2 separate regions of the Mus musculus genome follow, and region 1 is linked to region 2. The links are chromatin loops, found by intact Hi-C in ENCODE. Cell type or tissue: left cerebral cortex. All regions are shown on one strand. Links, peaks and the distances in the headings refer to the core of each region. The heading gives the core; the rest is flanking DNA. Region 1 has its middle 19 kb from the start of Tnik. Region 2 holds the start of Gm42196 (a long non-coding RNA gene).

The links. A loop is a pair of places that touch in the nucleus more often than their neighbours do. Peaks named below come from ENCODE experiments on the same cell type or tissue, not always from the same donor. Only the 100,000 strongest peaks of a DNase experiment are listed, where the experiment ranks them.
Region 1: it touches region 2 in a loop (2.4-fold over the local background); 3 of 42 quality-filtered maps call a loop at or near these places.

Annotation. Positions count from the first base shown.
Region 1 is chr3:28,238,980-28,249,298 of GRCm38, reverse strand. No RefSeq gene overlaps it. Among named protein-coding and RNA genes, the nearest start is that of Tnik, 19 kb to the left of the region's middle. In left cerebral cortex, for the core only: no CTCF peak of the experiment used is centred there; a DNase peak (open chromatin) is centred at 6,530; H3K27ac peaks cover 454 bases.
Region 2 is chr3:28,171,640-28,181,958 of GRCm38, reverse strand. It overlaps Gm42196 (a long non-coding RNA gene), which reads right to left and starts at 5,447. Exons shown (of 3, transcript XR_880709.1): 1 at 5,305-5,447; 2 at 4,083-4,201. In left cerebral cortex, for the core only: a CTCF peak has its summit at 5,250 (motif pointing left); DNase peaks (open chromatin) are centred at 1,903, 3,176, 5,415 and 6,181; H3K4me3 peaks cover 949 bases; H3K27ac peaks cover 1,451 bases.

The DNA of each region.
Region 1 (10,319 bases), core at 1,620-9,619, 67 kb before region 2:
TAGATGGATAATATATAATAAATAGGTGATAGATGGACAGATGATAAATAGATGATAGATGGGCAGGTGTTATTTTAAAATGTTGCTGCTGAGAATGATAGTGCCTTGTGAATACATCTTTTTTTATTATTAAATGAGTTTGGAGGAATTTTCTTAATGATCTGACACTATGAAACCCAAAGACAAACACAGCACTTTATCTAAAATACCAGTATTACACTTTCTCTAAATACAGAACACTATTTTTACTAGGAATTTGGCAAGCACTTTCAAAATGGCATTTTCTGTTTTCATTCCTTGAGAATTTCCTAACAACCAAGATGCATAGAAATTTTAATATGCAGCTGGAATCCTTCAATATTTATTACAGAAATGTAATTGTTTATGATTTCATAGCAGTTGTTTAATCTCCTTAAATACTAAGTTTTAAATTCTCTTGCAATCTGGCCAAGTGATGAAGATTTTAGCCTGCTTCTCTCAGCATTCCTAGGACCTAGCACACAATATTCTACCCATGGCTGGCCAATGACCAAGAATACTCTTACAAATGATGAAAGGACATTAATTCTCACCACTAGGCCTCTCCAGACCGTGTCAAAAGCTCACAGGGCCATATTTCCTGCCATCTCAACCCCCACCCCCACCCAATAACCTGTCTGTAGAACCGTGTCCTCTTTGATTTTACACTCAAGTTTTTCCTACCTCACCATATACAGGAAATAATGTTCACTTTTCATTCCATAGCCACATATTTGTAATGACACAATTCTGCAAGGTATCCAGAGCTGGATGAGGGGAAGGGAGCCCAGCTGGACCCTGACATTAAGTCATATAGTAGATAAAGCTTTCCGTTAGACTTTTAAAGCTTGAAGGGACCTTGAATATAGCCAAGTCCAGAGGTCTAGGGACTCTGTGGGATGGGGCTCAGTGCCCTGGAGTTCACACAGGGAAGAGCTTTGAGACCTGAAGGCTTTGGGGGAGGGGCAGAACTTGTAAAGCAAGGCTGTATTTATCACAATTGTTCTCTACCAGATTTCCCATCTACTGCTCCTTCTACAATACCACGTTGTACCCCAGACATTGAAAGTTGTCTTGATTCATGTTGTGCTTTTTACCTTAAAGAAATGGTGATACACAACTGGCCATTATTTCCCTTAATGTGTGGGCCTCTATAAAGTGCCAAACTAAGTGAGTCTGTTTGCCACTGTGGCTGCAGTGTGGGAGGCACTGCCAAAGATGGAGCCCAGGAAGTTTGGCAGAGTGGTAACTTTAAGCCAAAGAAGCTAGGGAACAAAGAGGGATTATGCGGATCAACTAGCTAAAGAGGACAGAAGACAAAAGTCTCAAGATTCATCAAAGTCTCGCCAGTGGGCATGTGCACAGATTTTAACCTGGCATAGGCGAACTCTTTTCCAAAACACTGAAATGATTATATTGTAGTCCTTGGTTTCCTTTTCCTCTGTGGAACTCTTGACTCTAAAGACATTTCTTGAGTTTAGCTCTATTTCTGGAGTGTCTAGCTTAACGCTTGCAATATTAAGTGCTTTAATAAGCACCTCAATAAAAGTGGCATTCATTAAAAAGTGAATTAGTAATTATGACGTTTAGTGAGGAAGCCAGTAAAGGCAAGTCAAGCTAGTCACTTTGAAGTCAGTAAATGTTGAACAAGTCTTGAGTTCTCTAAAGGCTGACATCTTAAAGTTGCAACTTTGTACAACTACTTGGTTCCAATAATAAAGCAGTTGTTCTCTGGCTAAACTTATGCTAAAAATTCTAATCAAAATCAGTGGTTGGGCTGGAGATAGAGCTCAATTGTGGATAGAGTATTTGCCTACGGTACTCACAAGGCCTGGGCTCCACATCAAGTACCACATAAACCAGACAGTGCGGCACACCTCTAATCTCAGCACTTGGGAGGAAGAAGGATCCCAAATTTAGTTTCGTTCTGAGCTACATTGCAAGTTTGAGGCCTGTAACCTACATGAGAGAAAGCAAATCCACTCTGGGTTTATCATTTTCATTCATTCTCAAAAACTATAAAATTCAAGGCTGGTGTATCGCTCAGTGGTTAAAATACTTTCCATGTAAGCATGAGAGTCAGAATTCCGTTTCCCAGCTCCCCTGTAAAAGCCAGGTCATCCACCTGTAACCCCAGGGGCGGGGACAGGGACAGTATCTTCTAAACAAGCTGCCTAGCTAGCTAGCCAAAGCAAATTAGTGAGCTCTGGGTTCAAAAGACCTTGCCTTGATGTCTAAGGTAATAATTGAGGAAGAAATCTGAGATAAACACTGGGTTCACACACACACACACACACACACACACACACACACACATTCACAAGCATATGAACATATAATATCCTACACATGTGCAGATATACATGCACTCGTATGATCACAGATATATGCATGCAAGCGAAAAGTTTGAATTTGGGATACATGAGACTTTGCATATCCCAAATAATCTAAAATCAACCAAAGAAACAAAAACAGGAAGAAAACTAGCAGATAAAAGTTGGTTGGAAAGAGGTTCTGGATTTGTACTGAAATCATTGGTGAGTTCTCAGGAAGCCAGCACTGACCTGCCTTCTACAGTCCCAGACAGCATCTAGGCAGCATCGTTGCACTATGCCGGAACTCTTGGAAGTTCTAAGAGAATCACACCAAAGACTCCTAATGAACCAAACAATGGGATGGGTGTGTGTGCTTGTGTACCACCCTCAAGTTCATGTGTTGAATTCCTACCTCCCAGGATGCTTGCATAAGAGGCTTTAAGAAGGGCAATGGGGTCCTGAGGGCAGAGCTTTGTGAATAGGGTCAGTGGCCTTCTGTAAGATTGTCTAGAATGATCGCTTCTCCTTTCCACAAGAGGACTCAACCAGAAGGTGCCATTATGAGGAACAAGCTCTCACAGGACACTGAATTTTTCTGTACTTTGCCTTTGAACTCTCTAGAACTAATAAGAGATCAATTTATGATGTTTCTAACCCACCTTGGTTGGGCATTGTGTGTGATCTGGCAGCTTGACTCTAATAGCTCATCCAAAGCAGTTCAGCCTTCTAAGAAGGTTAAAGCTCCCAGCTTCTCAGCAGTTGGACTCCACTAGACGTCAGCTTATGTAAGCAGCACTAAGAACGTGGAGCATTGGTGGATTGACCCCACAGTATCCTCTGTCCATAGATGGTTAGAGACAGGAAAATGTCAGGAGCACACTTCATAGGAATCTTCCTTGTTAAATCTCCCAAACAAATGGCCCAGTTCATTCAAGGCGCCCTTGTCAGTCACACCTAGCAGTCACCTCGTTTCTGGATGAATACGTTCTGGAATATGAATATCACTGTGCCTAAAAACCTAGCTCTGCAGTTTGAGAAGAAACTAGTTTGAAGATTTAAAAACAAAACAAAACAAAACAAAAACAAAAAAACAACTCTTATTTGAAAATTTTTTCTTTTTGCTTGATTAATATGTTTATTGTCTTTATGAAACAATCTTCATAGAAAACTGCTTTAGCTTTCAGCAGCCCCTTCCTGTTCATGTGCAGATGCTGCACAGACGATCATATCCCCTTCTATACGGTCATATGCAATCTGGCAGATGACATCTCTCTTAGTTACATGAACTATCATCCTATATTTGGGTGTGTTGTACTTATTCTTGTCCTGGATCACCAATCGTTCCCGAGCATAGTAGTCAGTTTTACCCTCTCACCGCCTTCAAAATCTCACTTGGTATCTTTTAAAGTAGGCCTTATTCTTGACAACTTTCACGAACCCCATCCTGCGAAACAGAGACCCGCAACCGCAGCTCCACACAGACCTGCAGAGTCGGCTGCGCTAGAGGGGAAAAAGCTTATTTGAAAATTTTAAAGCACTCAAAAGTAGAGTTTATCTAGCTTCTCTGTAGGCATCACCACCGTCAACAGCCATGGGCAAGGGGTCATGCTTAGTTATAGCTACATCCTCACCCCTTCTCAGGCTTTATTTTCTTGGCTGACTATCTGAAGACCAATCCTTACCAACCAATCAATTTATCTATAAATATTTCACTATGTATCTCAAGAAAAGGAGAGCTACTTGAATGAGGCCTGTGCTGAGTGGAGTACTTCCCAGTCAGAGTTTGGATAAGGGAGTAGCTGGTATAGTGGAGAAGCCCAGCAAACAGCAAGCGCTGTCTTAACCAAGGGTCATAGGTCACAGCATCAGTGATGGCCATGTTGATGGCTTGCTGCCCCAATTTGATGCAATGAGCAAAGTAGGATCTGGGTAAAGCACGTAGGTCAGTTAGCAGTGATACACCGATGCTGCCTCTTCCATTGTGGCAACTGTCAAAGAGTAGTATAAGATGTTCACGGCAGGAGAATGGGGCTCCAGAGCCATGGGACTTAATCGCAGTCAACCCGACTAGATTCAGAATCACCTAGGAGACACACCTCCTAGGTCATATTAGTGAGGGCATTTCCAGACTGATCACAGCAGGGTGGAGGAAGGAGAGATAAAGAGAGAGAGAGAGAGAGAGAGAGAGAGAGAGAGAGAGAGAGAGAGAGAGAGAGGGAGGGAGGGAGAGGGAGAGAGAGAGAGAAAGAGAGTGAGAGAGAGAGAGCGCTCAGCACCAGCATTGTCTCTCTCTCTGCTTCCTGACTGCAGGTATAATGTGACAGCTACCTCAAGCTACTGTGGCCAGGCCTTCCTCCAGGTAAGTTTGTACTTTGAAACTGTGAGCCTTGTCAAACGCTTTCTTCCTTAAGTTGCTTTGTCAGGTTCTTTGTCACAGCAATGAGAAGAGCAGCTAATGCCGGGGCATGTAGGAAGCTGGACCATTATCTTTTCAGTGGTGGACGTTTAACAAACTGGGGAGGGGCAGGAAAACCACAGTGTCACTGTCACACTTAGAAGGAAGTGTGATACCCAACCAGCACAGAGAGACTGTCTTACATGATCGAATTTATAGCCACCTTCTGCAGAATTATTAGCATCATGATTGGAAATGCAAGCACTTTCCTGATGAACATTTACAGCATTAAGGGTTATTCTGCCAAGCAGCTACTGACAGCCCATCTGGCTCCCAGGCTCAGGTCAGTGGACTTTAGGCATTCGTTAGTTTTTGTTCTCTCTTGGGCACTATACCAGTCACCTTTAAAAAAAAATACAATAATAAATCTTTTAATGAATTTGATAGGACATTTTTTTCTTGCACTGGACCCAGGATTTTACTTCGGCTCATAATTCAATTATTGGAAAATTCTGCTTTAGTGGCTTCTAACAAAACATCCATAATTTATTCTTAATATTATCTGATTTCTGGTGTGGTAGTTTGAATAAAGATGGCCACCATAGACCACAGAGAGGGACACTATTAGGAGGTGTGGCCTTGTTAGAGTAGGAAGTATTTCTAATTTTATTTCTGCTGCATGTGAATCAAGATGTAGAACTCTCAGCTCCTTCTCCAGTACCATGTGTGTCTATTTGCCACCATGCTTCCCACCATGATTATAACTGGCTAAACCTCTGAACCTGTAAGCCAGCCCCAATAAACCGTTTTCCTCTAAGAGTTGTCATGGTCATGGTGTCTCTTTACAGCAATGGAAACCGTAAGATATCCAGTCATACTTTATTTGGACGCTGTTTTCAGATTATTCTTAAGCATAGTAAAATTTTGTAAGCTCAGTCTTCTCCCAGAGAGAGATTGGATGATCCTGAATGACAATCTCTGGATGGCACATGCCATTCATTCAAGCACTCAGGAAGCTGGGGTAGGAGGTTTGTAAGGTCATAACATGTACCATGTACAAGAACCTTAGTTAAGAGAAATCAGATGATAGATAGATAGATAGATAGATAGATAGATAGATAGATAGATAGATAGATAAGTAGATGGGTAGGTAGATAGGTGATAGACAGGAGGGAGGGCAGGGAAAGTGGAGAAAGGAAAAGAGAGGCGAGGGAAGGAAGAGTTGAGAGAAGAAAGAGCAAAGGAGAAGTCGGGAGGGGAGAAGAAAGGGGTGAACCTTGGCTGTTTTAAAAAGCAATTCTTGATATCTTCTTACACAGCTCAGACTTTTAAATTTTTAATTTAATACTATTACATGTGTGTGTGTGTGTGTGTGTGTGTGTGTATACATAAAGTGAAGGGCGCACAGGGTGTGTAGAAGTCAGCAGACAACTTTGTAGAACTGGTTTTATCTTTCACCTTTATGTGGGGTTCCAAGGACCATGTCTCTAGACTTGAGGAGCAAGCCACCTTACCAGCCCCTTGGGCTCTTTTTATCAAAGGAAAAATCAAACTCCAGGATGATCAAAGCAGGTACTTAATTCATGCCTTCTGAACTCTGCTTGCTGGATGCTTTTGATCACTTGGACACTACTGACCCTGTCACCAGAGAAAATGCACATTGATCATTTTTGTTCATAGAGTCCTGAGACCATCTGAAAGTCTAGAATGTGGATCTGGGGCATTTGGCTGCAATGTCCCTTCGCAGTCTCTTGCTCTGCTGGGCTCAAGGAGGCCACTATCAATAGGACCTGAGTGTTCCCTTGTTTCTTTAGAAGAGAACAGCGTGTGTTGCCAAGACCCATGGACATGACTGGGAAGATAATCTGTAGTCACATGATGTAGTGGGAAAACCTCAGATTTGGTAGCTGAAGACCTAGATTCTGCAAGGCCTTCAGTGTTTTGGAAAACCACTTAGCTTTTTAGGGAGACAAAGATAGGTTGACATTAGGAGTGTATAGTGCAGAGAATCCTACAGAATTATTGGTCTCACCTTACAAATTAGGAAACTAAAACTTAGGTAAAATGGTACAGCCAAATACATACTCTATTTATATTACTTTATGAACATTCAGTCTGGCTCCATGATCAGACTTGTGTCAATTTGTAACGCTTGCTTTTTCCCTTGAATGACAATGACGGTCTTCTAACTGCATTAGAACTCTTCCTCAGAGTGGCTATCCCCATTGTGCCAGTCTGAAAGCATATATAACTTGGTACTTATTGGTTTTGTATATCTAACTTCTTAATAAGTATCTGCGGAACTGCAAAAAAAAAAAAAGAAAGAAAGAAAGAAAAAAATGAAAACCACTACTTGGACTCTGTTGTCCAGTTTGCAGAGTTTATTAACAATATTAACATTTTTTGATGAAGGATAAAAAGTGCACAGGTGGATGGAGAAGCACCTCAGTGGTTAAGAGCATTTGCTGCTCTTGAAGAGGACCCAGGTTTAGTTCCCCGTAAAACAGCTCACAATTGGCAGTAACTCCAGCTCCAGGAGATCTGACATTCTCTTCCGACATCATTGGGAAACTGCAGTGTGTGGAAGTGTACACACGCACCCACATAGACCCACTGAAGCACACATAGTGAAAAAATAGACAGAACATAGGAAATAGCTGTGGGTACCTGGCATGTGTCACTCAGTCAGGAAGAGTGATATTAGTCAGTGTACAGCAACTTTTGGTCAATATCCATGTGGCAAGGTCGAGGCTACAGTCGGTAACGTGTGTGCTGCACAGCATGATGATCTGGGTTAAATCCCAATATCATCACCACCCTTTGCCCAAAAACACATCTAGCAAAGAAAAAAGGGAAGGAGGGGAGTGGAGTGGAGGGTAGGGGAGGGAAGGGAAGGGAAGGGATGGGAAGATCCCTAGCAACCTTCTAAAACCCAGGTGCAGTGGGCATGCATCTGTAATCTTAGTACTGGGGGCTGGGGGTGATGGATGGATCCATAAAGTTCATTGCTATCCAGCATAGCCAATCTGTAAGCCTCGTGTTCTCTAAGAGACCCTCAAAACATACAATATACATTAAAAAAAAATCCAACATTGACCTGTGGCCTCCACCCACACTATATATACTTGTACCTATACATACTTGTGTACATATACACACAGTGCACACACTCACAGACACACATAGAAACACACACATTGGGCTGGAGAGATGGCTCAGCCGTTAAAGGCTAGGCTCACAACCAAAAATATAAGAAACACACACATTCACACACACAAACATACTCATAGTCACACACACTTATACACTCTCTCACACACACAAGCACACATACACTCTCTTTCTCTCTCACATAAACACATATAACACCCACCCCCACATAACACAAGGCACACAGACAATCATACACATACACACACATACTTTCATTCACACACAAACACACATTCCATGCCCCCCCCCACATACATACACACACATATACATAGGCATACACACACATATCTTTATAACAATCAACCCACAACCTTGGCGGATGTTTCCCACACTGGAAAAAGCACATCAGCTTTCAAATCCTTTGGTTGGTAGTGTAGATTTGAAAGCTCTAATGGGTGATATTGCAAAATATTTTTGAATGTTCATTTATTAATACAATATTAAAAGCATAATTGTATCTTAAGTGTCCATGAATTTATCTTCTCAAACTGTTATTTCAAGTGATCTACCTTCCTTTAAGATCTTTTTTAAAAATTAAAATAGGATAATTTGGAATTTTTGAGAATTTTCAAATTTGATCATTGGGTTTATAATAAGCTTAAGTATTATTAAACTTTAGTTGGAGACAATGTTTTCTTATCTATGATTTTGAGACTGGCTTTTCCTGCCCAGCATTCATTTGGTGAGTTGCAAAACCTTATGAAGTGGCATATCTGGGGTGGAGGTCACAGGGGATGGCCCCTGGGTCTGCTGATGTATTTATAGCCTGAAACTCAAAGTCAAGGGGAAATCTAAAAGTCACTACAAGGGATGGAGATAATTCTTTCCATAATTAAAAATACAGTTGGCCCTCCATCCTTTTTCCAGGACCTCCATCCCTTTTCCAGGACTTCCATCCCTTGGTGGAAATATTCGGCAAAACTGCATCCATGAGATTCACATACAGATTTTAGTAGAAAATCTTTCCCCAGCATCATCCAGCACCATAGCTGTTTGTCCAACACGAGGCCTGGAGTGCGTGCTGCCTGTCACACAGTCGTCGGTTACTGCTGTTGCTGTGTCTGAAGAAAGCAACTTAAGGGAGGAAGAACTTTATTTAGCCTCAAATGAAGTCCAAGACCAGCCAGATCCATTGCGTGGGCCAGAGGCAAGGCGGAACACTATGGTAGGAGCACAGGGTGGTGGAGGCTGTTCACCTTATAGCAGCCAGGAAGCAGGCAGAGAAAGCCAGGAGCACTGTGTTCTGTCCAAGACCTTGTCTCTTACCTCTGGTGGCCCACTTCCTCTGCCTGGGTCTCACTTTCTAGTGTCAGGCTCTTCCCAACAATGACATCCAACTACAAATATGTCGACGGACTAATTCATTGACTAGTCCAGAGACTAGCTTTCATAATTCAAATGTTCCTCAGTGCTTTGGCCCACTAGCTGGACATGAGTGTTTTGTGGGAACACTTCCAGATGACAACATGAAAGATATGGGAAGGTTATAAGCAAATACTACATTTTAAATAAGAGATTCGAGCATCTGTGGATTTTATCCATAAGGAGGTTCTTGGGCCAATTTTCCCTGGATAGTAAGGAATAATTTACACTTCCTTGATAGATGAAAGCACATTCCATTTCCATTTCTCATATATATGTTATATATTACATATATATTGCATTTATTCTTTGAGAATATATATATATATATATATATATATATATATATATATATATATATATACATATATCTTGCCAAAATCACCCCACCTCATCTGCCTTCCAACATCCTGTTGCACACACAAGTACATAACTGTTGTAATCTTGTGCCCAAGTCTTGCACAAACTCAGGGGAGTCAAAATCCCAGCAGGGATGCAGGAGCTGATCATGAAGCCTCCTCGCCCCTAGCTGAGGTGCTACTTGCAGTTGACCCCTGCTGGGGAAGGGAGAGTCAGTTTTCTGGGATATGGCTCCTGGAATGTTGCCCATGCTCCTGTGGATGGCCCTACATGCACGCATTTACTAGCAGCACATACAGAACTCAGTGGTTTGAAAAGAACAGTTCATTTTTCTTTTCAACCAAATGGTAGAAACCCTATAGGAGTCTCTTGCATGCTCGAACCTTCAAACATGGTTTCGCATCCATCACCCACTCCTCGTCATCTCCTGCATCCTGGCTCTTGAATTGAAAAGGCTGATCACTGGTCGTTTTCTTTCTTTCCACACCATCTACACTAAAATCACTCAGTAGTGTCTGTCGTTGGTGGAATCACAGAGTTGGCGAGTCATTTCTGTGGCTTTCGTCTACCTTCCTCTCCCATCCTGTGCCCACCCTACACAGCTCACTACCCTGATGCGTTCTCTAACGCATCAGGTGTTTGAGGGATGCTAT
Region 2 (10,319 bases), core at 1,591-9,590:
ATACTTGCTTTAAAGAGGTAGTAAGTCATGTTTCACTGGAATAAAACTTCAAAATTGCAGACTGTGCCATCAAGTGGATTCTTTACTGGAGTGTGAGACCTGAGCAAGCCTCCAGCCTTAGCTGCTCTGTTGAATCTGTTGAATTCCTTGCCTTCATTCAAAGATCTACAGTCCTGGCTTTGAGTGATGCCCAAGTTGGGTAGGCATACTTTTGCAGCCGTCTCACCGGCCTTCCTGTATTAGTTTCGTTTCTGTTGCTGTGATAAAATACTATGGGGGTGGGTGGGGGGCAGAGAACTACTTAAAAAAAAAATAAATAAAAGAAGGTTCTGTTTAAAGCATTTCATCTGCACTGGGAAGCAGCTGAGTGCCCTGGAAGTAGAACCAGGCTATAAATCCTCAAAGCCCACTCTCTGATGTCTTCCCTCCATCAAGGCCCTGCCTTCTGAGCTGAGGTACAGCTGGTTGAGGAGCCTATGGGGACACTCATTTCATAGCCCAGCACTTCCTTTCCTCTTCTCCCTCTGCCCCCTCCCTCCTGCTTCCCCTCCCTGCCTTCATCTCTGATTTCCTTAGTTCCTACCCATCTGAAACTCTCGGAAATGTGCTGTAACGCTAAGACAACAAGAGAGCCCAAGCGACAGCACTGAGGGACTAGAGCTAGAAGAAGATATCTAGTTAATATCTCCAGCCCCAAAGGAAGGAGGAATGGGTATATCATTCCTAGAACCCCCAGAACAATTGTAGTTTAGAAAGAGGGGTCACCTGGCAACATTTTAACCATTGCCAGATTATTAAGGGAGGAAAAGGAACACATTTTAGTTGATATCTCTAAAGGGAGCCATAAATAACTCAATAATCAAGACTCCAGTAAGACAATTGAGAACCAAGACAGAGGAGGCACAAGGCCTTTGTAAGAGTGAAAATTCAGGTGGAGCCCAGCAAAACAGATGGCACTGGGGTAAAATCGTGTGTCAGCATCGTCACAAATCAGTCTGAATTACCTCAAGGCAAGAGAGATGACTTTCATCTTCTCACATACCATAATTCTTTGGCTACCTCCACATGTGACAAACTCCCAGGCACTGCCAGATCTTAGCGGAGAGCTCAGCTTCATCCATGGGATGACGATTTTGGAACATAGGCAATGTAGAAGTTGCAGGATCATTGAGGTTTCCACTCAGATTTAAAATGAAAGCCTTGGGAGGCCTGGCAATGCTTATCAGGTTAGGGCTACCTGCAGGCTATCCCTTCTGGGGGAATTGGAAAGATTTTCTCTCTCTGCTTCCTAGCCATTAAGATGTCAGTGGCACTTGACACACCCTCTCTGCCGTGGTGGACCGAAACCTCTGTGTGCCAAAATAAATCTTTCTTCCTTTAAGTTGTTTTGTTCAGGTGCTGACTAATGCACCATGAGGTATCCCATAGCAGAGGCAGTGTCTGCCTAGACGTCAGATAGGAAGGTGGTGTCAGATGTGGGTTACACATAGATCTACGTCACCCCCAGAATTAAATGAGGTCATCTTGAGTGGGTAAGATTACATACCCCTAGAGAAAGGGACAGAGGAAATAGCTTGTGACCTGATGGGATATTTGGAATGGTAACAAAGTGCCAAATGTCTGGACAGGCCTGGCGAAAGAAGTGATGATTAATGATCTCAAACATTATTGGGGAAGTCGGTAAAGTTCTAGAGAAGGGAACTTGGGGTTCAGCTACACTTTGTGTTGACCAAGGGTCCTTGGGTGTGATTATTTAAATAAAATTTTAAGTAACTGTGCAAACAAAATTTACTTTTAACATCTTACAGAGTCTAAGAAGAGCTAGTCTCCAAGGCTAACAGGAGCCACAGTTTAGTTTCCCACTGGCAGACGTGCTGCAAGCACAGTGCCAGCCTGCATCAGTGTCTACTGCGAATCCAGGCCAGTGGATTTCGACTTTGGCCACCCATTGGAGTTAGTCTGTAAAACGCTATCGACCAGTTCCTGTCCCTAGAGATCAATTTTTTTTTAAGACACTGCATCAAAGTTTTACTTGGAGCTTTTTTAAGAAGGGAGTTTATATTTAGAGTGGGTCAACTTCATTATGAATAATTTGTATGAGCCGATGTGCCCTAATTCTGGGGAACATATTCTACCATCTCCTTTATCGCTTTGGGGACCAGACGACTCCCTCACTTCTTCCCATGCTTCCCAATTTGCCCAGTGATTATCTGGTCTTCCACACAAACTGTGCCTCATCTTGCCAGAGCGGGTATGGCTGACCCTTCATTGTTCTGATGTTCGAGGATTTCAGTGAGCCCCTTGATGACTGGGTTGTGGATTCCCGAGTTCTTCAGTACAGAGAAGGAGGCTTTAGGAAAGCATTTCTATGGTGTGTGCTATAGCCTGTATGGTAGAAGTTTCCCCTCCTCTCTCTCTTTTCTCTCCCTTGTTTTCTTTCTCTCTCTTTTCTTCTTTCTTGCTCACTGCTGGTGCTCTCAATCCCAGCACATGGTGCATGCTACGCAAGTGTCCTACCACTTAGCTACACGTAGAGAGTTTGGTTGTGTTTCAAATAGGATCTCTCAACAATGCTCCTGCCTCTGCCTCCTCAGTTTGGGGATTACACGTGTTCAACACTGAATGAAATGAGGAGAAGACCACGGCAAGGTGTAGATGAGGAAAAGAATTTTATTGTAGATATGAGGAAGGTGCAGCCAGGGGCATCTGAAAGCATAAAGCGTTCAGATAGAAGCAGGCCATGAGGAGGGAGGGTGGTCTGTGAGAGAGGAAGAGAAAAGAGACAGGGAAGAGGAGAGAGGGCAAGTGGACCAAGAGAGGAGCTAAAGACCAAGAGAACAGGGAAGGAGGGAGGGACACAGGAAGGAGGGAGGGAGGGAGGGAGGGAGAGAGAGAGAGAGAGAGAGAGAGAGAGAGAGAGAGAGAGAGAGAGTTCATGGCCCAAAATGGCAGGACTTTTTGTGTTTGTTTGTTTGTTTGTTTAATAGGAAACAGAAGCTGGGGGAAAGAAAGCAGTCTCAGAGCTGGAGAGACTTAAAATAGGGAGGAGGGAATGCTAGCCAGGATTTCTCTGTAACAAGTACTTTCTAAGAGAGCCTAGAGGCCACCATGTGCTTTGGTATGCCAACAAGCACCTCAGCCATTTGTCCAAGTTTCATTTGAACTTGACAAACACCGTGCCTGGATCTCAAGGTGCTGGGAGTATGGGTGAAGCAGAGTGTACCGCACTACACAGTAACTGGCATTTGCAGAAGGCAGTGGTCGTCCCTGCAGAGATAGAGCTGCGGCATTTTAGACTGGTTCTCTGCCAGAGGCACATTGCTCACTCCTCCAGGGAAGGAGAACACAGAGAAAGCCCAGGACTGCCTGTGAACTCCTCTGATGCTTCTCCTAATCCTCGGAGCAAGGGCCACTGATGCTCGTAATTTATGATCTCAGCTATCACATATGACTCAGACTCAGGTCAAGTCCCAGCAGCCTCGGCCCACTCTCCTTGTATTACATCATGCTTTATACCAGGAGCCCTAGATGCACCGATCTATATTCCTGATGAATGAAAGTCAAACTTCCTGTCCCCAGGACCTACCCCTGAACTTGACTTATCTAGAAATTTGAAAGTATGCTTTGGTTGTCTTTTCTTATTGCCAAGACAAATAACATAGAAAGCATAGTACTTACAGGGATGAGTTTGAAGGGATAAAAAAAAAGCAAGCAAGCAAGCAAACACTATGTACTTTCCAGAGTAACCATTATTTCTATTAACATTTATTCTCTCCATTCTTTTTTCACTTATCACTGGGGATAAGTATTTATATTACAATGTTAATTATTTTGTAATCAGTGTTTTATACTTAATCTATATTGATCATCTTTCTGCATTATTAGATATCTGGCCTACTAAAAGAAGACATCTTGACACAGCAAGATGACTGCTTCACAGTGACACTAACTCCAACACACACTACTTTAAGAACTATATCTTTTATTTACTATTTGAGACATGTATTTTATACATGTATAAATATGTTTTGATCGTATCCACCTCCCGCTGCACCTCTTCAGTTCCCCCCATATGCTCTCACCATGTTCCAAGCATCAAGCCCGAGTTTCTTTTAACCCACGGAGTAATTAGTGATGCCAGTATGTGCACGGGTATGAGGCTGTCTGCAGGAGCATGGGCAATCTATCAGGGACCCCATCTCTAAAAACAAACAAACAAACAATCAAACAGAGAAAAACAAATTTGTCCTCCCTCTGCTAAAAGCCACTAACTGTCAATGGTTAATCAGCTAGCAGGACCTACCTCCCCTGTATTTGCTGGATTGTGACTGGCTTGATCATTTTATGAGAAACAATTGCACTTTTTGCCAAGCAATGTTTCCTAACACCTTTCCAAAATGTCCAAGGTAGGGCCTGGAGAGATGCCTCAGCAGTTAAAAGAGCACTTGCTCCTCTTCCTAAGGATCTGGGTTTGATTCCAGGCATCTGCATGGTGACTAGCAGCCTTCTGCGACTTCAGTTCTAGGGACCCTCTTATGACCTTTGAGTTTACCAGGCACATACATGGTACATAGTCATTAATGCAAGCAAAACAACCAAACACTTCTAAATATATACATTTGTATGTGTATATAGTATACAATATATATGTATTTTATGTTATGTATATAACATATACATATTATTATATACACATATAATACATAAAATAATCGTATATTTTGTATTTTATACATATACATATATTATATGGAAATATTTTATATATGTATGTGTGTACATATTATAATGTATACTATAATATATGATATATATACATACACACACACACACACACACACACACACACACACACACACACACATATCCCTCAAGGAAAATTCCTGTACAGACTGAGGGTTACCCAATGTTAGAGTGTTGCATAGCATGTCTAAGGCCCTAGACATCACTGCTACTGAAACAACAAGACAACAAATCCTTAAAAATAAAAGCTTTCATTATGTCCATGGATAGACTATGGATGTAGGAAACCCATGTGCTTCCTATGAGAACCTTTATGTGGCAGAAAATACGCCTAGAATGGAAGAAGGTCGCTGTGAGAGGCATTCCTCAAAGCCAGCGAACATAAAAGCCAAATCCAGATCTGAGGACCCTACACACTGACAGGGAAAGAGGCAGAAGGGGGCCAGCGTCTTGCCTGGTGCGCTAGGCCATTTCTCCATTCTTCCTCCCGCCCCCTGGAGGTCCACAGAAAAGGCCACTACCCTCAGAAAACTGAAGTGCTGCGGAGACTGGAATCTCTACCTGGGAGACAACTGTTGAGGCGGAGGAGGCACGGCCCCGCCCGACCGCCCTTGGAGCTGGATGCCTGGAGCCTGTGACTGGATAGACTGCAGCTCTAATCCTGGAGTGCCAGGCCTATTGGAACCAATCAGAACCACTCTGCTCTTGGAGTCTGGAGAAGGCTTCTGCCTCACCATGGCAACTGGCTCCCTGCTGAAAGGGAAACTCAGGCCTCTACTTTGCTTTCTGCTCAGCGCTGGATGGCTGAGGGCTGACAATGTCCCTTGCTCCTCTTTTCTCTTTTTAGCCTGTGAGGAAAATCGGACGAATGACAGTTTTGAGATGAAGCAGAGAGTGTTTCCCTAAATCCTGCTTTAACGCTGTCTGGGAAGAATCTCAAACCCCGTCCCTCCTTGTCTCTCCCTCTCTCCCTCACCCCCTCTCTCCCTCTCTCCCTCTCTCTCTCTTTCCCTCTCTCCCTCATCTTTGGATGTAAGCCAGACCAGCAATTTTAACTAGAGACCATTAGGGCTCGGATGAGCATGCCCTGGAGAGTTGGTTCTGTTTTAAGTTGCTTGGCCTCGGCCTCGCCTTTCTGTTCTGCTCTTCACCGAGGTTAGCAACAATGTTTAAGTTCCTTCTACATTGCTATGAAGGAGCAGATACTGTGGGAACACTTAATCTGGTTCGGCTGATGCCCTTGCTGCTGATAACTTTGTACTATAGCAATGGCCTTGTTTTGAGAAGAATTAAATAGACAGAAATTTGTTAGAGAAAAACAATATCCTTGATTTTGATGGGAACATTTAGGAAAACAAGAGAAGGAAAGTCTTTCGTCTGCGTGTATGTGTGTATGTGTGTCTGTGTGTCTCTGTGTGTGTACATGCATTCACGTGCGTGGGCGTGCACACACAGCATTTGTGTATTCATTAATTCAACAACTATATGTTAGGGGTAGTGAGAAGGCTCAGTATAATGTCTGTCTGCATGCATGAGAATCTGAGTTCAGACCTCCAGCTCCCATGTGCAAACACATGCTTGCTCTCCCGGCAGTGGAGAGGAGGAGGAGGAGGCAAGAGGGTTTTTTAGGGCTTGTAGGCCAGTCAGTCTGCCCTAATAAGTGAAAGACCCTGTCTCAAAAAACAAGGTAGACAGTAACTGAGAAGGACACCCCAAATCAACCTCTGACCTTTACAGGTGCACATGCATATATATATATATGCACTCACAAACATGTACAGGCAAACACCACACACACATACACACACACACACACACACACACACACACACACACACCATTTATCAAGCTTCATCACAATGTGGAGCTCTATAGAAAAATGCAACAATAAAAATGGACAAATATCTGTCTTCCCCAAATCTAGTAGGGAAACATAGAAAGCGTGTTCACAAGCATATAATTAAAGACGAATCCTGTACAAATCTGTAGTTAGAAGGATCAAGAGAGACTGTGAAGCAGATGATATGGGAGGCAGACTTTGTAAATGTGGAAGGACTAGCATGAAGTAATCCTCGCTAGAGAAAACTGTATAAACAACTGGTGGAGTGAGAACACTGAGTCTGTGGCAAACTCAATGATCTGGTTTCAGGTGCTCAAAGGTAAGAATAAGAAAGGCTCAAGGCTGGGTTAGCGGTCAGGTGGGAGAGTGCCTACCCAGCATGCACAGAGTCGTGGCTTCAGTCCCCAAGCACCAATTGGACATGGAGTTAAGACCTGGAATCTCAGCACCCAGAAAGTAGAGGCTTCAGAAGTTCAAGGTCACCCTCAGCTACATAAGTAATTCCAAAGCACCTTATCAAAAAAGAAAGGAAGGAAGGGGGAGGAAAGAAGGAAGGAAGGAAGGAAGGAAGGAAGGATGGAAAGAAGGGAAGGAAGGAAGGAAGGAAGGAAGGAAGGAAGGAAGGAGGGAGGAAAGAAAGAAAGAAAGAAAGAAAGAAAGAAAGAAAGAAAGAAAGAAAGAAAGAAAGAAAGAAAGGAAGGAGGAGAAAAGAAGGAAGGAAGGAAGGAAGGAAGGAAGGAGGAGGAAAGAAGGAAGGAAGGAAGGAAGGAAGAAAAGAAAGAAAGAAAGAAAGAAAGAAAGAAAGAAAGAAGGGAGGGAGGGAGGGAGGGAGGGAGGGAGGGAAGGAAGGAAGGAAGGAAGGAAGGAAGAAAAGAAAGAAAGAAAGAAAGAAAGAAAGAAAGAAAGAAAGAAAGAAAGAAAGAAAGAAAGGGAAAGAAAGAGAGGAAGCAAAGAAAAGGAAAGAAAGAAAGGAAAAGAAAGAAAATAGTCAGGGCACAATATTTTCAGGGTTCTTAAATGTCAACTTAAGGAGTTGAGGTCTGTTCCAGAAGCTACACAATAGAAACCATCAAAGCAAAGAGTTAATGTGGTATGGAGGATGATGGGAGCTGGAAGAGAGACAGGGAGGGTCCTGGCACAGGGCAGACACGACAGAGATGGGTCCATTGAAAATCAAAGACAAAATATGCAGTTTCACAGCTAATTAGATGTAGACTCTCCTAGGTCCTTCACACCGTTCTGTGTACAGTAAATAACTGAGCCGTTTTGCCCCAGGTGTCTCAGATAGTGGCAGTTAAAAAACAAGAAAAGTAGCCTCCGATTCAATTGCAATGGTTGTAATTATTGCTTCCTCTACCCTTTCAGTCCCTGCTTCACACTTATGGCCACGCGGCAATGACATTCCCAGGTCACTGATTCTTAAGCTTTAGTGCATTAAAACCACCTGGAGGCTTTGTCATAACACAGGCTGTGATATTTTAAGAAATTGGATTTCTGGACTGGAGAGGCAGCTCACTTAGTAGCTCCTAGTTCCTCCCTAGGATTCTAGGAGACAAGATTTGTAACCCAGCACTGAATAGATTGAGTATGGTGGCACATGTCTGTAATCCCAGGACTTGAGAGGAACGGGCAAGAAAGGTTTAAAGTTTACCCTGGCTATATGTGATTCTCAGGCCATTCTGGGCTGCAGGCAGCTTTGTCTCAAAGAGGTAGGGAAGGAGGAGGGAAAAGAAAAGACTAGACTCTATTGGGTGTCTATGACAGTTCTCTACCTTCCTAATGCTGAGACAACTTAATATAGTTCCTCATGTTATGGAGACCCCCAATCATAATTTTTTTTTTCGAGACAGGGTTTCTTTGTATAGCCCTGGCTGTCCTGGAACTCACTTTGTAGACCAGGCTGGCCTCGAACTCAGACATCTGCCTGCCTCTATAAATGTTTTATTACTACTTCACTGCTATAGTTTTGCTTCTATTATAAATTGAAATGTAAGTATCTATGTTTTCTGATTATCTTAGGCAACCCCTGTGAAAGGGTCATTTGCCCCTAAAGGGGCTGAGGCCCACAGGTTGAGAACCGCTGGTCTCAGCAATGACGACGTGGCTGTTCTGTGGACTGAACGTGAAGTCCCGCTTCTGCAGGTCTCCTGTGGCCACCTTTGTAACTACGGGGCCGAACAGAAGCAGCAGAGGAAGCCACTGAGTCCAAGAACACTCTTCTTGTTCTTTGAACCGGCATTATTTGAGATGCCTGGAGCAAAGAGGCTCAGAGATTTATTTCCTGAACACAAAACATTATGGTGTAACTTTGTAATCACAGCTATCGTCAGGATCAAATCCTATCTCTGCCTGTTGTACTACTGACTAATTCCTCGAAGTCTCCAATCATTGCAGGTTATATTTATTATTCCTCACATATTATTTTATATTAATATCTGGATAATAATTACCACTGCATAGGGTTGTGAGGAACAGTCGTGGAAACCCATAGAAAGTACTTGGTTGTATGCCAAGATGCACATAAAATGAAATATGGAAATGTATATGATATTTATAAGAACTTTTTAATTGATAGAAGGTAAGGAAGGATTGATAATGCCAACATCTGCTGAGCTGAAGGTAAGAGGACCAAAGTTCAAAGTCAACCATCAGTTCTCCGAGTGAATTCAAGACAGCCTGGACCATGTGAGACTTAGACTAAACAAACAAATAAAACTCACGGAGATGTCACTCTTCCTATTTTCTGTTTGGTTTTGTTTAGCTTTTGTGACATTTTTTTCTTCTTGCCATCTTACCCTGTTTAGGTTGCTGTGACAGTGTACTGTACAGGGTTGACGATGCGGGCTGAGCAGTGGAGTGTCGGGCTAGCGCTGGCTTTCACCAGCAGCTCTGCAGAGAGGTGGCACGTCCCTGTGAGACTAGCAGTATGAGAACCAGTTCAAGGTCACTCTCAGTGACAAACATAATCATCTGTCCAAAAGAAAGAAAGAAAGAAAGAAAGAAAGAAAGAAAGAAAGAAAGAAAGAAAGAAAGAAAGAAAAGACAAAAAAGCATACCAGGGTCTACTGAGCCCCATGGAGCACTGTGTAGCCATACATGGTGAGTTTGGCTCCTTCCCTACACTAACCCTTCCGTGAGAGTGAAGTGGTCACCTCAGTCACCATCTGGTTTGTCAGCCCCTTGGGGACAACGAAGACCCCCAGGGGTGGTCATGACTTTGGATTAATCATTTTCTCTCCATAGCTCGTTACAAACATCAGCACGTTCAGTCTCAAAGAACATAGTAAGATTCGCTTTCCTGGCAACTTCCTGCTAGCTGGGACAGTGTCCGGAAGAGGGAAAGGAACAGATACCTGAACCCAGAGGGAGGAGGAGTCAGGGGGAGGATAGAAAGCTTCCTGTTTGGACTTTTGTGCCTATTTCCAACCTATTAGCATCGTTGTCTGTGGACCTTGAGGCTTTGGGTCTGGTCCTGAGGTTTTTACCAGTGCAACTGTCTGGGGCTTGTCCCCAGCAAAGAAGGCAGCAAGGAAGCATTTCTCTTTAACCAGATAAGTCTGGTGTCGCACCATCCACGAGGGACGCGGAAGGCAGGTACTCCTATAGGGAGGACCATCTCAGGTTGAGCCTGTGTCTTGGGAACTTGAATTCCCCACCCTGCAAAACGAGCTTGGAAATCAGATACCCCTTCCCCTCAGTTTGCTGCAGGGGGGATGGTGGAGGGAGCCTTGAAGAG